2 separate regions of the Mus musculus genome follow, and region 2 is linked to region 1. Evidence: chromatin loops called from intact Hi-C (ENCODE). Cell type or tissue: gastrocnemius. All regions are shown on one strand. Each heading gives the region's core, and the rest is flanking DNA. Links, peaks and the distances in the headings are about the cores only.

Region 1 (5,588 bases), core at 737-4,736:
AGCAGCTGCGCAGGGAGAACGCTGCCCTCCGGCGGCGGCTGGAGGCCCTGCTGGCAGAGGTCAGCCTGTGCTACCCTTGGAGAGAGGGCTGGGAAGGCAGGCCCGAGACCACACTCACCTCCTGTCTTCCTCTGCCTGCAGAACAGCGGGCTCAAGCTGGGGTCTGGAAACAGGAAGGTTGTCTGCATCATGGTCTTCCTTCTCTTCATTGCCTTCAACTTTGGGCCTGTGAGGTGAGCCCCTCACCACCTCCCTGCAGCCCTGGATGGAGCTGAGCCTCACAGATGAGCTGCTCAGTTGTCTGCTCAGCCCCGGGCACTGTGTTCCACTTACACAAGCATTCCCGCCCCTGCAGCCCAGATGCTGTTTCCATCAGCCATTGCTAGTGTGTACTGTTTCCCTCGGAGGAGGTGCATGGTGGGTGGGGGGTGGCGATAGTGTTAATGAGAACTGACCCCAGGAGTGGGCCAGGTGCTTGGCACCCCACCACCAGGACATACATTTGATCCCTGAACCTGAATTTTGAAAAGACTGGATGTGGTAGCATGGACAGCAATGGGAAGACAGAGCCAGGCAGGTCCCCGGGGCTCATTGGCCCTTGATGAATGGCAGGCTGCTGAGAGACAGTGTCAAATAAAGGAAGAGGGTGGGTCGTGCTGAGCAGTGACTTTTGTATGCACATGTACATATGTGTACATAAGTACACACAAACCCCTGCCCCGACACACCCGTGTAAGTGGCTCACAGGCTCCCTGGCTATGAGGCCTTAGAGTCCTCGTTCTCCTTTCCTATTTCCTGGACCTGTGAGATTGGCATCCTCTCTACTCCCCACTCACTGAAGGGAGATGCAGCCATGTGGAACAGGTTATACCTTCCTCAGTCTGCAGAGTCCTGACTCGCACTGCACCAGACAGCTGAGAAAGCCAGAATTCTTTCCCTCCCCGCTTCCCTGCCCACAGCATCAGCGAGCCGCCTCCAGCTCCCATGTCTCCTCGGATGAGCAGGGAGGAACCTCGACCCCAGAGGCACCTGCTGGGCTTCTCAGAACCAGGGCCAGCTCATGGCATGGAACCCCTTCGGGAAGCCGCCCAGAGCCCCGGGGAGCAGCAGCCCAGCTCTGCAGGCAGGCCCAGCTTCAGGTGAGAAGCAGAAAGACCCCTCCTGTAAGAAGGAAGGAGTCATCTTCCTAAAGCCTGCCCTTGCAGGGTGTAGAGCCAAAGTTGCTCTTGGCCCGGGGGTTTGATGGTGTCCTGTGCTGGGCAGTCTCTCTCTGGTCATTGCCTCCTCTGCTTCACTTCAGAAACCTGACGGCCTTCCCCGGGGGAGCCAAGGAGCTGCTGCTGAGAGACCTGGACCAGCTCTTCCTCTCCTCAGACTGTCGCCATTTCAACCGAACTGAGTCTCTGAGGTGTGCATAGTCTGTCCTTCTGTGTGGAAGTGCCAGCTCCCCTGCCTTCTCATGCCTGCTTGTGGGCATGGGGCATACATTTTGGCCTTCCTTAGAGCTGGTGGTCTGTCTCCCTAGGCTTGCTGATGAGCTGAGTGGCTGGGTCCAACGTCACCAGAGAGGTCGACGGAAGATACCTCACAGGGCCCAGGAGAGACAGGTAGGAGCCAGTGGGCGGGCCAAGGAAGGTGAGAGCAAGACAAAGCTACTGTCCTGGGGATTCCAGGTGGACATTTTAGAGAGATTTCAAGGGTTCTTGGGGGACATGGAGGAGTGGGTGTGAGATGGCACCAGCTTCCAGGGACCGCCTCTCTTTTTCCCTCCTCCCTTTACCCTCTTCAAATCTTTAGATACTTCTCCTTCCAGAAGTCTCAGCTACGGAAGAAGTCTCCTCCAGTGAAACCTGTCCCCACCCAACCTCCAGGACCCCCTGAAAGGTAAGTGCTGGGTAAGCACTCGTAAGTGAGGTCACTAGAGAGAGCTGTACCCCAGGAGGACACTGCTGTTGTTCCGGAGGAATCTGTCACCCTTTCCACCAGGCTTCCTGAGTCTGTTCTCACCTGCCTAGGGACCCCGTGGGCCAGCTGCAGCTCTACCGCCACCCCGGCCGCTCGCAGCCGGAGTTTCTAGACGCAATTGACCGGAGGGAGGATACCTTCTATGTTGTCTCCTTCCGAAGGGTGAGCTCCCCTCCCCCTGTCATGTGCCTGTCACCCTGGGTCCCCAGCTGGGGAACCTGTCAGTGTGTCTTCCCCTGCCATCCAGCATGGCCCTTCTGCTCCTAGGACCACCTGCTGCTCCCAGCCATCAGCCACAACAAGACATCCAGGCCCAAGATGTCGCTGGTGATGCCAGCCATGGCCCCCAATGGTAATTCTCCCTCTGGCTATGGAGAGGGTTCTGAAATCTAAAACTGAGGAAGGAGGGAGTTCTCATAGAGAACCAGCAGGGGGCGCTAAGGGAAAAAGTGCGAGGAGGGACTTGGAACCAAGGGGAAGAAAAAGTGGGGAGACAAGGGCCTGCAATTGAGCATTGAGGGCTCAGGAGTCTGAGATGGGAAGATGGGGAGTCTGGGTTGCACAGTGAGATCCTTTCTCAACCAGACCAAAGCTGCTCTGATAGGTGGCGGCTAGGCTTTTCTTTCTTGACCTCCTGTCCCATGTGCCCCTTACTTGTTGTCACTTACCTTCCTACGCCAGCCCTCTGCCCGCCTCACTCGGCCTGTGGGCTGCCTCTGCCCTCCTCCTCTTCCCAACTTTCTAACCATCTTCCTCATCTCACCCCACCCACCACTGTCTGCCTCCCCTTCCCCGCTTCCCTCTCTCCTTCACACAGAGACCGTGTCAGGCCGGGGCCCCCCAGGGGACTATGAGGAGATGATGCAGATCGAGTGTGAGGTCATGGACACCAGGGTGATTCACATCAAGACCTCTACGGTGCCCCCCTCGCTCCGGAAGCAGCCGTCCCCATCCCCGGGCAATACCACAGGTGGCCCCTTGCCAGGCTCCGCAGCTAGTCCTGCCCATCAGGCCTCCCAGCCCCTCTACCTCAATCACCCCTGACATCCTCACCTCACAGTGACTTAGAACCGGGTTAGGGAACCTGATCCTGGGGCTCGGGGGCAATTGTAAAGGAAGACGGGGTGTGGGGGTTAAGCACTTAGTGGGACTAGGGTGGGTGGTTCACCTCTCTTCTCACTCTTTCCAGAAATATAGGGCTCCTCTCATTCCTGCACTCCCAGTCCTCTTTCCCCGAGGGTACCTCGTGAGGGTTTCCCCCATATCCTCTTCATTCTCTCCTTTATCTGTTTGGGAGTCAAGGTGGGACTAGGTCCCCAGGTGGGACAAGGGATGGTTGTGGGTGGCAGAAGTCAGTTTATGTGTGTGCGTATCTTTTTTTTATTATTATTAAATAAACAACGTGGAGGGGTGTAAAGGAACGGCGGCCACCTTCCTAGTGTGTGACGTGTATAGGGCCAGCATCAAAGGAAGCAGCACTGAGGATGGCGTGGTGGGGTGAGAAGGAGCCAGACCTCATGTCCCCGTCCCCCCTGTCCCAGCCCAGCAACTCTAGGGCATGTCTGTCTAGCTGTCTGTGGCGTGACAGCAGATAGAACATCTCACCGGAATGTGTCTGAGTAAACAGGAAGGACAGGACAGGGGCCCCACGCCCTTGATGGGGTGCAGCAGCTCCAGCCCTTGCTCTGCTGCAGGTCCCCCCTGGCTTTCCAGGATGAGCTGTCCACACAAACAACAGGCGTGGGGGCCAGAGGGCTTGAAGCCCAGGAAGGCGGGGTCACAGCGGAGGGGGCCTGGTAGGGAGGTGAAGAAGGGGGCACATTACAGGACATCCTCTAGGCCCTGAACTGAGGAAGACAGACCTGAGGGAGGCCCAGATGGATGGAGACAGTGGCTCAGGCAGATAGGGCCGTGAGCTCCGAGTGGGAGGAAAGGGACCAGATCCAGATGAGGGCCCCAGTCTGCCTGGCTGCGAGTCCCCTGCAGTCACTCCCATTGCAGCAGTGCCTTAGGCCTGACCCTACAGGAGTGGCCCGGGTCAGCTGGAGGGTGTGAGCTGGACCTGGGCTCCGAGCCCAGATGACTGGACAGGGGCTGCCTGGCTCTAAGCCCAGCCCTGAAGGAGGGAGGAAGAACCTCACGTGTCCAGCCAGGCTTTCCCCTCCTCTCTTCACCCATCCCTACTGTGTTTGGGGTGAAAACAGACTGGGGAACTATGGCAACCTGGAACTAGGGCTCCCAGGAACTCAGCCTCTCCTCCCTCCAGAGGGCAGCTCTGGTCCACAGCCACTTCCTGTCCCAGGATCCCTGAGCACCTTATCCAGGGAGTAAGGGAAGCAGATGGCCTGGTCCTGGGCTGCTTCACGGCCCTGTACTAGCTGATGTCCTTAAACACCTTGGGCTCGTCCTCTGTAAGATGTGACCCTCCTCCTGACTTCCGAGGGTGGTACTGGGAAACTTGGTCCTTGGACAGGACTATTAGGCACTGCCTCCGTCCTGGGTCTGCTTCACCTTGTACCCATCACGTCCCCGACCCATTTGAGAAGGTGCTCCAAGAGCTGGCACCCCACACTGAGGACTCTGGGATGGTTCCCTTGCACTTCCAAGTGGTGGAAGACTGGGACCCTCAGACATGGGGGAGGGGCATCATGGGGGCCAAGGAGAGACGCGGAGATGGGGTTGCAGGGTCACAGGTGCAAACGGGCTTGTCTGTTGCCCTGCAGGCCAGTACAGGCTCCCTTCTGTCCAGTCTGCTCTGTGGTGCCCCCTCAGCATGCCAGCCCGCTGTCACTCTGGCACCTAAGCAGCCCCTTCCTGCCTCAGGCCCACTGCTTCCTGGTCAGCTCTGGGGTCATAGTTGGGGGTCTTCACCCTCTGCCCACCACTCTGTTGGCTGCTTAGTTCTCTCTCTGTGTCTCTTCACAGTTTACCCTTCCTCTGCCTTGTCCTGCTCCTTGGTCTTCACATCTCTTCCCGCTGGCTGTGTGCAGTGGTCTCCGTTCTGTCCCCTCTTCTGTTCACACCACAGTCAGACCCCCTCACTCTGTCCCACCGCCTCTTCTCTCTCCCTCCATGCTTCCCTCCCTCCCTGCGCCTCACTCCAAGCTTAGTCCTCTCCCTGGCTGTGGGGGCCAGGACTGGGGAGCCCAGTGTTTGCCTCATCATTCTGCTATGGCTTCTGGATACAGCACATCTGGATCCCGGGGCCCAGATGTGTGGTTGCCACAGCGACCTCAGTCCCTCTGGTAAATACAGGCGCCCACCCGCTCCAGAGCAGAGAACAAAACAATTGTGTGACTTTCTTTTGTCACGAGATAGAAATGTCCTCCCCTCCTCCTCCCGTCTCCCCACACCCATGTCTCTAGGCTGAGAGTTTGAAGGCCCCAGACCCTTCTTGCCAGGGTGTTGGAGCCCTCTAGCCTTGTACTTCCATCTTCTCAAGCCATTTCTTTCCCAGGTTCCCCATCCTTAGCCCACATCACTGAGCTCTCCCCCCCATGCATGTTGGCCACCTCCCTCCCCCACCGCACCCCCACCGCATCTTAGGCAGTATCTTGTCTATACAGTAGCAGGGCAAAAGGAGATATTTCAAAAGTCCAAATCCTTCACCATTCCTCCTCAAA
Region 2 (4,927 bases), core at 843-4,842, 59 kb after region 1:
CTGTCCAATACAAGGACAGTGATGGGCGGCCCCAGGTGATGCGTGTCGGGGGCCAGGAGAGGGAGGTCATCGTGAGAGACCTGGATCCTGGGCGCAAGTACAAGATGAACCTGTATGGACTCCATGAGGGGCGTCGCGTGGGCCCCGTGTCCACCGTGGGCATGACTGGTGAGTAAAGAAGTTTCTAAACGTGGTCAGGGCAAAGATCTGAGCCCAGCAAGAAAGTCCATCAAGGAGAGCCAGTTCAGGGGAGACAGGGTAGTGGCTATGTGGAGCATGTTCAAAAAAGATAAGGAATGGAGAGAGAGAAGTCACATGGGTGTTGGCAGAAATTTGGGTGTGTTCTAGGAATGGAAGTCTGGAAAGACAGAGGAGATGTGGTGGAGTCACTGCTGCTCGTATTGTTTATAAATGCTTCTTTATATTCCAAGATCAGAGAAGAGCTAATGTGGTGTGTGTGTGTGTGTCCATCTCCAGAGAAGGAAGCTCTGACCACACAGGTGGTGCCCACCACAACTCCTGAGCCCCCTCCTAAGAAGCCACACCTGGGAGAGCTGACTGTGACAGATGCCACGTCTGATTCCCTGAGCCTCTCTTGGACAGTCCCTGAGGGGCAGTTTGAGCAATTCGTGATCCAGTACAAGAACGGGGATGGGCAGCCCAAGGTGGTGCGGGTGCCAGGGCATGAGGACCAGGTCACCATCTCTGGCCTGGAGCCAGACCACAAGTACAAGATGAACCTGTATGGCATCCACAGTGGTCAGCGTTTTGGCCCCGTGTCTACTGTTGGGGTGACAAGTGAGTGGACTGTGGGATCCTCACAGGGTGGAGGACTCAATGGGGAGTGACTTCAGGTTAGATGAGCTGGAATTGATAGGTCAATAGTGACTGAAGTGTTCAGTAACAGAGCTGCTGTAGCTGAGGGTGTAGCCTGTGTGTCCCTCCTGTGGTGGGCCTATCTCCCTGGGCAAGGGCTTCCACAGAAGCCGTTGCTGTGCTGGTAGCTGCTCAGGTTGCATCAGGTCACACAAACTCACACACCCAGAAAAGCTTGAGCATGTTGATCAGGTAAACAGGGCCACTGGACTCAAAGAGGGCTTCTCTGAAATGACATCGGGACCCATCTGGTAGCCTTAGCATCTTTCATCTTCTCAAGAGTCAGGGACATCTGCTGGAGACCCTGCTAACCTCTCTGTCGCCTTTTCAGCTGCAGTGGAAGAGCCCCCCAGCCCCACAGAGCCCAGCATAGAGGCCCCAGAGCCCACTGAGGAGCCACTCCTGGGAGAGCTGACAGTGACAGGATCGTCCCCAGACTCTCTGAGCCTCTCCTGGACCGTTCCCCAGGGAGACTTTGATTCCTTCACTGTCCAGTACAAGGACAGTGATGGGCGGCCCCAGGTGATGCGTGTCGGGGGCCAGGAGAGGGAGGTCATCGTGAGAGACCTGGATCCTGGGCGCAAGTACAAGATGAACCTGTATGGGCTCCATGAGGGGCGTCGTGTGGGTCCCGTGTCGACTGTGGGTGTGACTGGTGAGTGAAAACTGAGACCTGCTTCTTCTCAAGACCCTATCTTTCCTCCTTCCTGTCTGCCCTGTCCTTCCCTCTCCCTTTCTTCCAAGCTGTCCCTCTGGTGTCAGACACTAAGCTTCTGATCCCCTCACCTAGAATATGGGTCGGTGTGGCTGCCCTCAGAGCTGTTCTTGTCCCCTGTCCTTCCCCATACAGCCTTCCTCCCTCACTCCAGAGCACCACTAAGTCCCACATTCCTTCATTCCTAGCTGTCTCTCTGGGTATCTGGTGACTCGTCAAATGCTCTGCATTTGGGTCCTGGTCTGCCTCCAACTGGACTATGTGGGGTTTTATAAAGCTTTTCGCATGTCGTGTCTGCTCCTGCAGCAGAGGGACATTCATGGTGACACCTGCTAAACCAGTGATTCTCAACCTTCCTAATGGGGTGACCCTTAAAACTTCTTTAAGAACTTATTTATTTAATGCATGCAAGTGCTCTATTTGCATGTATGCCTGCATGCCAGAAGAGGGCATCAGACCCCATTACAGATGGTTGTGGTCCACCATATGGTTGCTCAGAATTGAACTCAGGACCTCTGGAAGAGCAGCTTGTGCTCTGAACCACTGAGCCCTCTTTGTGACCCTTTAATATAGTTCTTCATGTCATGGTGACCCCAACTACTGTTTTTGTTTTGTTTTGTTTTTGCTTGCTTGTTTTGTTTGTTTGTTTGTTTTTGAGACAAGGTTTTCTGTATAACTTTAGCTGTCCTGGCACTCTTTCTCTTTGTAGACCAGGCTAGCCTCGATCTCACAGAGATCTTCTTCCTGCCTCTGCCTCCTGAGTGTTGGGATTAAAGGCATGTGCCACCACCACGTGGCTAACCTCGCTATTGTCATGAATCATAATGCAAATATTTTTGGAGGTTTGTTATTTTAAAGGCAAAGATGCTTTGGAGGTATAATATTTTAGTTTTTCAAGGGGTCTTGACCCACAGGCTGAGAACTCTGTGCTAAACACACTTGGGAGATTCTCCTAAGTGTGAGCCGCCTGCAGCAGTTGCGGGGCGTCCATGGCTGGGGTTGGGTAGAGAGTTAGAAGAGGCCCTGAGAAGCTGCTTTGCAGCCTAGGGACTGCCTGGTCCCCATTCCTCAGTCTCATATACTCTCTTGCAGCCTCTCTGACCACAGAGCCCCCCATAGAGCCCCGCCTGGGAGAGCTGGCTGCAGTAGAAGTGACTTCCAGTACAGTGCACCTGTCCTGGACTGTGGCCCAGGGCCCCTTCGACTCCTTCCTGGTCCAGTACAAGGACACACAGGGGCAGCCCCAGATGGTGCCTGTGAGTGGAGACCTGGGTGAGGTCACCGTCTCAGGTTTGGAGCCAGCCCGAAAGTACAAGTTTCTACTCTTTGGACTCAAGGATGGGAAGCGCCATGGCCCTGTCTCCACAGAAGCAAAGACTGGTGAGTGAGGGCCTGGCATCAGCCCCCGTCCACCGCTGCACCCTTGTGGCAACTGTTGGAATTTCACATTTCAGTGTCCCACATTCCAAACCTTTGCTGACCCATTTCTTTGTCAGATCTACCCAAATTCATACCTCCCTCTGGTCCTTCTCCTTACTGTCTTCAGAATGAGGAAGGCACACTTGCCTCCTTTGCTGGAGGCTCTTTTACCCCTACCCCTGCCCAATAACCCACCAAAACCAGAGGACCCAAACCAGAGCCCGTCACCCCTGCAACTGCTCTACACTCTCTAAGCAGTCTCCTCTCCTCTCCAGTCTCTGATGCAAAGCTGCTTCCTCGTCTTGGGGAGCTCACCGTGACAGACACGACCCAAAACTCCGTGGGTCTCTCCTGGACTGTTCCTGAGGGTGAATTCGACTCTTTCTTAGTCCAGTACAAGAACAGGGGAGGGCAGGTCCAGGTCGTGCCTGCAGCAGCAGACCAACGTGAGGTCACCATCTCCAGCCTGGAGCCCAATAGAAAATACAGGTTCCTGCTCTTCGGCCTCATAGGCCTCAAACGGCTGGGGCCTGTCTCCGTGGAGGGCACCACGGGTGAGCAGAGGGCCTGCCTCCCGCCTTGTGAAGCTCCCATCCCCAGGGCCTTCCAGGGACTAATCTTGTCTTCAGTCTGGGACTAAAGGTCTTTTCAGCAAAGGCAAATCTCTGTTCCTGGGCTGGGCAGGACCTCAGCATTTTGTTCACACTGTTTCCTTCCACTTCTGCTGCCAAGGGAAAGCAGCTTTTAGGCTTGGCTAACCTGGGATCAAAGACCAGGCCAGTCCTTACTAGCCACATGGTATGGGTAGGCCACCTGCTGTGCATCACTACCTACCTCCTCCCCTGTCTGACCTGCAGCCCACTGCTCACTGTGTAACCTGCAGCCCACTGCACCCTGTGTGACCTGCATTGCTCCCTGTGTGACTTACAGCCCACTGTCTTCCCTGTGTGACACTCAGCCCAGAGCTCCCTGTGTGACCCACAGCCCACTGCTCCCCATGTGACAAGTATCCCACTGTCTTCCTTCTTCCCAACCCTAAGTCAGGAGATAGAAAGGGAGGCCTTGGCTGCAGAAAGTCTATGGAAAATTCTGGTACTTTTGTGCCCATGACTCAGCACCAAGGAAGGGGTAGGGTGGGCCCATGACCCAACTCCCAGGTCCGTGATTCACCCAAGCAGACTTCAGGGCCTGGAGCCCTCAGATACCATAATTCTGCCCCACCAAACCCTCATTACACTAGCTCTTCCAAGCATTGTCTGTCATCTACGGGCTGGGTGTCTGTCCCCAAGGCTACACATGTATCCTTGCTTTCCTCTGAAGACTGTGAACTGAATCTTCCTACCCTCCTCTCAGCTCCCGTGGAGAAGACACCACAGCCCCGCCTCGGTGAACTGTCAGTGACAGAGGAGACCTCTGACTCCATGCACCTCTCTTGGTCTGTGGCCCAGGGTCCCTTTGACTCCTTCCTGGTCCAGTACAAGGACAGGGATGGGCAGCTCCAGACGGTGTCCTTGGCTGCAGACCAGCGAGAGGTCACCATAGAGGGTCTACAGCCAGGCAGGAAATACAAGTTCCTGCTCTATGGGCTCACTGGAGGGAAGCGCCTGGGACCCATCTCTGCCTTGGGAGTGACAGGTGAGGCTGTCCTGCCTGGTCTGAAGACCACGGAACTGACTGGAGTGGACAGGAGGGAGGGGGAGAGGCCTGGCCAGAGCCAGAGAAGGGAGAGTTTGTGCCCACCCCACCCCAGGTGTTAATCAGTCATTTGAAAGAACAGGAGAAGCCAGGCCAAGCAGGAAGGAAAGGCCTTGAGGATTCCCTGCTTTCTCTCTCAAGCCCAGCCATCCCCTCAAGGGCTGCTTCCCACCGCCCTGTTGGAGCAACTTTAGCTCCTCACAATGTAGGCTTGCCACATCA

What was found. A loop is a pair of places that touch in the nucleus more often than their neighbours do. Peaks named below come from ENCODE experiments on the same cell type or tissue, not always from the same donor. Only the 100,000 strongest peaks of a DNase experiment are listed, where the experiment ranks them.
Region 2: a loop joins it to region 1, with 10 times the contacts of the local background. A loop is called at or near these places in 15 of 42 quality-filtered maps.

What each region holds. Positions count from the first base shown.
Region 1 is chr17:34,651,689-34,657,276 of GRCm38, forward strand. It overlaps Atf6b (activating transcription factor 6 beta), which reads left to right. Exons shown (of 18, transcript NM_017406.4): 10 at 1-59; 11 at 142-233; 12 at 960-1,139; 13 at 1,301-1,408; 14 at 1,526-1,607; 15 at 1,814-1,884; 16 at 2,016-2,127; 17 at 2,233-2,317; 18 at 2,783-3,386. The coding sequence ends at 3,009. Among named protein-coding and RNA genes, the nearest start is that of Atf6b, 7.3 kb to the left of the region's middle. In gastrocnemius, for the core only: CTCF peaks have their summits at 2,388 (motif pointing right) and 4,225 (motif pointing right); DNase peaks (open chromatin) are centred at 2,343, 2,840 and 4,035; H3K4me3 peaks cover 1,152 bases; H3K27ac peaks cover 2,670 bases.
Region 2 is chr17:34,710,227-34,715,153 of GRCm38, forward strand. It overlaps Tnxb (tenascin XB), which reads left to right. Exons shown (of 33, transcript NM_031176.2): 17 at 1,208-1,531; 18 at 2,684-2,971; 19 at 3,286-3,564; 20 at 4,364-4,645. Among named protein-coding and RNA genes, the nearest start is that of Gm24389, 25 kb to the left of the region's middle. In gastrocnemius, for the core only: a CTCF peak has its summit at 3,008 (motif pointing left); a DNase peak (open chromatin) is centred at 2,986.